Regions from separate parts of the Mus musculus genome. Here region 2 is linked to region 1. The links are chromatin loops, found by intact Hi-C in ENCODE. Cell type or tissue: heart. All regions are shown on one strand. Each heading gives the region's core, and the rest is flanking DNA. Links, peaks and the distances in the headings are about the cores only.

Region 1 (2,913 bases), core at 265-2,764:
TTATTCTTTATTGCTTGTTTTTGTTTTTTGTTTGTTTGTTTGTTTTTTGACAGAGTTTCTTTGTGTAAGAGAACCCTGGCTGTCCTGGTACTCTTAGACCAGACTGGTCTCCAACTCACAAGGATCTGGCTGCCTCAGTCCTCTAAATGCTGGGATTCACCACCACACCCAGCTTTTATCTGTATTTCATAACACATAGAGAAAGTGGCTGGATATGTGAAAATGTTTCATTAACCATTTGTAGTGAAGTGAGATGAAAAGATGAGATATGCAGATGTGAAAGTGTTTTATAAATCTGCTGAGTTTTGCAAGTCTATCATCGCTGTCAGATGATTATACTCAGCCACAAGAAACAGTATGTGACCTAACATACAGGTCTCTATTGGGAATCCTCAGGGCTTGAAAGGACAGTCACACAGATACAGGTACAGAAAAGCTGGTGTGGGTGGGTTGTAGTTGCTCTGATGGGGGGGAAGTGCCTACTGTGCAAACCCCAAAACTGCATAATGGGGCAGGTTAGCTCTCTCAGACAGAGGTCTCTGTAGGAATGTCCTGAGGCATCAAGGAGGAGGCGGCGGCTGTGGTTGCTAGTTATCGTGCACACTGGTCTGTCATTTGAAAACCCTTGTACTTGGAGCAGAGGAAGGCTTTTGGCAATTCTTTGAGCCTGGCAGAGGGAAGGCTGAGGTACTGGAGTCCTTGATATAGCTCTGCACTAAACTTTCAGTCAGGACTGCATCTGCTTCCACACTAGGCTTTGTAGCCACTAATGGAATGGAGCTATTCCAGGGTCCAAGGACTCCCAAAGCTGCTCAGATGAGGCACTGTCCATGCAGGGAGCCTTGCCTGAATTCCCTAGCCACCGCTGGCAGGCTGGAGTGAGATGGAACAGCTGCAGAGTTGACTTCAGCCTGTCTTAAAGGGACTTCAGCTTCACTGTCCTTCACTTGATAAACAGATGGGACGAGAGAGAGGAGCAGGAAGAAATCTACAACCCCACCACAACTGAGAACAGAATCACAGAGTCACTCAACCTCCCCAAACATCAGGTTTCCCATCCATTAAATGTGATTCAGTGAGATGATGAATTCGAAAACTTTTAAACATTAAAAATACCAAAGAAATAAAAACTGTTTCCATGCTGAAGGTCATAAACTTTAAAACTTGCCTGGTGAGGACCAAGTCGGAGTCAGCTGTCACAAATTTCTGAGTGTTTGTGAGAAACTGAAATAATATACGATAAATAAAATTTAAAAGATGAAGTTGGAGCATCACCCCAAGGAAATTCGGATTTCATGGATGAACAAATGACATGCTCCACTTTCAAAGGACAAGTACAGGGTCTGAACTGAAAGCCAAACAACTAGTAACAAGAGATGAATTCACACTGGCCTCACACCAGACTAAACTGTAGCTTTAATCCCATGAAAGATCAGGCAAAAGAAACTCTTGTGGGAGGTGGAGTTCTCAGTAGTTTGCATGAGTGGACCATGTAAGCAACAGGTGACAGGTTCCCCGGGCAGCATCTCTAGGGTCTGGGCCTGCCTTCACTTCTAGGAGCAGCTGGAACAGCTAATACTGAGCAGTAGAGCTCTGTGGCTTATGACACATGTGGTAGTCAGGCAGCGACTGATTACATCACCTCTCCAGCCAGAAACCCCAGCTGCTGTGTCAAGGATGTTAAAAATGGAAAGTGCACCACAGCTGTTGGTAGCTTTCTCCCCAAGCATCTTAAGAAACTGGGAGGCCAACCTTTGTAATGCTGCCAATTATGCAATGCTCTGTAGGGGTGAACCTTGGCCCCAGGAACTCATTCTACAGGCTTTTAGAAACGCGGCCATGTAAATTTCTCTAATGGAAACAGCTGGAGAAATAGAGATGTTGAGCCCATGAGGACATCAAAGGCCCCACTGTGTGGAAAAGCCCCCACACAGGAAAATGTGTGGGCCTGACTCCTTCCATTCTGGAAGGGGAGGCCTGAGTTGCTTGGGCTGGGATGAGATGCTGAAGATCTGAGAAGAGAGACAAGAGCATTGAGGCTGAGAGTTATTAGGTAGATGCCCCTCACGATGGCATGCTTAATCTGAAGGCACAGAAGGTGATGATGACTAGGAGATTTGTCCCCATCCTGCTTTCCTTCAGACATGCCAACAGGGCCACTATGATACCAGAAGTTGTCAAGCTTACTGCAAGATACATGCAGAGTTTTTTGTTGTTTTCTAGAATACTGTCCAATGATTGGAGAACTATCCCAGAACCATTCTCTGTTCTTTGTGAGAGACTTTAGGCCAACATTCCTTACATTGCTTAGTCTTCCTGCTTTCACTATTCCCCAGCATCAAAATTACACTTAAAGTAACTATCTCAAAACTCTTTACATTGCCCAACATCCAACATTTCTAGGATGTTATCTGTCTCCATCCAAGGATCAGGTCAATAGGAAGACAGATGGTGTGAGAGTAGATTCTGGAGTCAGAACATTCTAGTTTCGAATCTTCACCCTACCCTTTACTGGCAATAAGGCTGAGTAACCTCAATGATTTATCTAATCTACCCACAGTGTGCATGTAGCAGTCAAAGACAACTTGTGGAGTCAGTGAGAACTGACTTCCACCTTTATGTAAGTTCAGGGATCAGAGAGCAAGGTTTGTATAGCAAGCCCCTTAGTCATCTCATCACCCTACATCCTCAGTTTTCAAATCTACAAAATGGGGTAGGTGTGTGGTGAGGCTTATGTTAATCTGTGTATTTGCACATATTTTCTCCCTTTCTATGTACCCCAGGATGTTTTAGATGGTAGATAAATGTCTGCATAAAGACTAGACCAGTACAAGTTATTAGAAATGGGGACACCACAGGCAAGCTCCCTAAGAAAGACCCCGTCTCTACCAGTTGATTTGGAACTATGTTCCT
Region 2 (2,913 bases), core at 313-2,812, 52 kb before region 1:
GTTATCAATAGGGCGTTGATGGCTTTGCACAGCTGTCAAGCCTAACTAAGTTAGTACTAGGCTTTTTCTGGGTCTCTGAAAAGAAAAATCTGTTCTTCGAAGTCAGCTTGGGGTCAGGGTTTAAAACGCTGCTGAGCTCTCTGCACCCAACACACAGAGGGCATCCTCCTCCTCCTCCTCCTCCTGACTTCCTCAGTGAGACGGCTGATCTCCCTCCTCCCTCATCAGCACAGCCTCACTCACTGACGCTGGAACCTCACAAGGAGAAATTTGATTTATGTTTTTTTAAAAACCTACATTGTTACCTGGAAGAGGAATTTCTTTAGATTAAATCATTTTCCTGACAGAAGGAAGAACAGAAATATCGCATTTTCTCCATGGAGCCGGGAACTGAAGCTTCCCACTGGGAAGGCCTCCATGAAGACACAGCTGGACCACTCCCGGGACCATCCTGCTTCAGCCCTTACATCTGATCTTAGAGATCTTGGAGACAAATTCAGTGAAGTCTCTGAGTGCGCTGGACCTTGATTTCTCTAGCCCTCCAATGACAGGCTATGCCAAGCAAGCAAGCAAGCAAGCAAGCAAGCAAGCAAGCAAGCAAGCAAGCAAGCAAGCAAAAAAAAAAACCCCGGGTCCAGAACTGTTAGGTCTCAAACCCTGACAAAAGGCTGAGGTGCTTATTAACATATCAAAGCTGATTGGCTACCAGGTTCTCCCAGCACTACAGGGTCCTCCTGGCTGGCATGATCCTCCCCCTACCTTCTCAGCCCAGGGAGGAGGCTAGCAACCCTTCCCCAGCTGCTCTTCCCTATGTAACTCAGCCATTTGGGCTATGCTGGTCTCTTGACTGGGCCGCCTCTCTTGGTCAGCTGCTGCTCCTCTCTTCCTCTCCCTCCCCACCTCTCCTCTCATGGTCCACTTTAGTCTGCCATGTTCCGCCCAGACCCTTGCCCCTGCCTGCTTTCCCCCTCATACCTACAATAAAATCTCTATACTTTAGGAGTCACATCCTCCTTTTGTTTCATTTCTTCATTCAAAAATAACGCATGATTGTGATATTTTTCCTTCTCCCAGATCTCTGTTTTTTTCAAACTTTTGAGCATCACATCTTGAATTTTACCAGAAAGTAAAACAAATATTTTATATGTGAACTATATGGGTGGTGATAGTGGAACAGAAGTATCTTACAGTTTAAAAAGTTTTCGCTAGAGTGGGTTTTCCCGAAGTACTCTTAACAGTTTATAATCTTACAATTACACTGGTCTCTGTCCACTCTTACTTTAAGGTAAAGAAGCTCAGGAAATCACCTCCAGAAAAAGACCAGGAAGAAAATTACCGATATAAATAAACCTTCCTCCAGTGCACGCAATCATGAAGGATCTCAAACCCTGCCACCCTCCACACATAGGCACACAGTGGGTACACATAGGCACGCAGTGGGTACACATAGGCACATAGTGGGTACGGGCACTTCTGGTTTTCTTCACAGGCATCAGGCGTCCTGGGAATCTTACAGTGCTGCATCACTATATTAGTATATCACCGTGACAGTCGCATCAAGGAGGAAGTAATCTCTCAGCTTTGGAAGGTTTTGATCCGGCATGGCAGCACAGAGATGGCAGAGCAGTTCAGCTCATGGGTGCAGGAGCATAAGATGAAGGTGGCAAGAACCAGGGGCGAGATCTAGCCTTCAAAGTCCCACCCCTTCTGAGTTACTCCTACCAGCGAGGCTGCTCCTCCTGAAGGTTCAGCAGCCTCTCAAAATAGCGCCCCCTAGCTGGGAAACAAATCACCTTGCTTTTGCTTTCCCTTGCGAGAAAGGGTTTAGCTACATAGCCCAGGATGGCCTTGCTGTCCTCTGACTCAGCCTCCTAGCTACTAGGATAAGAGATGTGCACCTCCAGAGGATTTCAATTCCTGGTCATAATTCCTCACAATTAGGCATGAGCAGCTATGCAAAGTTGACCTTCACATTTCTGCTGTGATCTGTCACACCTTCTTATGGTGTCTGCAGCCCAGAGGTCCATGGGTAGGAGTGTTACTGTGGCTTATTGTGGCTTGGTAACACCAAGGTCTCTAGTAGGGTGTTTCTCTGTGGCTCCCCTAAACTGAGAGTTCTCGGGTCACCGAGGCTCCACTGGTGAGCTCTATGACAGAGGAGACTCTCCGTCTTGGCCATGTTACCTAAGACACAGATCCTCTGACCCAGGCTTGTTCCGGTAGGAGGAGTCAGAGGGACAGCTACGGTCTGTCACTCCATTCTCTTCTGCTTCTTTCTGCTGTGCTCAGATCACAGAACATTCTGTCCTCCGCTCTCCTAATTTCTCTTGCATTGCGGGGGCTTCAGGAAGCAGCTCCAGAGGTCAGCAGGAGAGGATCCCAGTGTGTCATCGCAGGGTTTGAGGTTACAGTCAGTTAACCAGATTTCCGAGAATAGGTCAAACATCAAGACACTGGTTTGTTTCTTGATCTCTGACTCTTGTTCTAAAACCAAGAATTCTGTGTTGCTTTCTAAGAGGCATCTCAAGCAAGCTGGGGAGACGTGATCGATCCTTTTCAACTGTATCTTTATCAAGACTCGATTTTCACAAGTCCATGCAATACTACCAAAGGGACTTGTTACAAACAAGATTGTCTCTCTCTCTCTCTCTCTCTCTCTCTCTCTCTCTCTCTCTCTCTGTGTGTGTGTGTGTGTGTGTGTGATGACGAATCACAGTATTTATCCCAGTGTGGCTTTGAACTTACAATCCTCCTGGCTCAGCTTGTTTAGTGCTGTGTTTTTATGTGCACATCGCTGTACCCAGCACCTTCAATCCACCACCAGGCCTCTGACTTGGGAATGGCACCTCTAGCTGGCTGTTACTGAGCCTTCTCTCAACATGATCCCAGACTAAAAGCATTCTGTAGTAAGGA

The links. Hi-C counts contacts between places; a loop is a spot of excess contacts. Peaks named below come from ENCODE experiments on the same cell type or tissue, not always from the same donor. Only the 100,000 strongest peaks of a DNase experiment are listed, where the experiment ranks them.
Region 2: a loop joins it to region 1, with 1.9 times the contacts of the local background. A loop is called at or near these places in 3 of 42 quality-filtered maps.

Annotation. Positions count from the first base shown.
Region 1 is chr3:37,127,219-37,130,131 of GRCm38, reverse strand. No RefSeq gene overlaps it. Among named protein-coding and RNA genes, the nearest start is that of Il2, 2.7 kb to the right of the region's middle. In heart, for the core only: no CTCF peak of the experiment used is centred there; DNase peaks (open chromatin) are centred at 851 and 1,671; H3K27me3 peaks cover 300 bases.
Region 2 is chr3:37,179,064-37,181,976 of GRCm38, reverse strand. No RefSeq gene overlaps it. Among named protein-coding and RNA genes, the nearest start is that of Gm12532, 2.4 kb to the left of the region's middle. In heart, for the core only: a CTCF peak has its summit at 1,785; no DNase peak of the experiment used is centred there.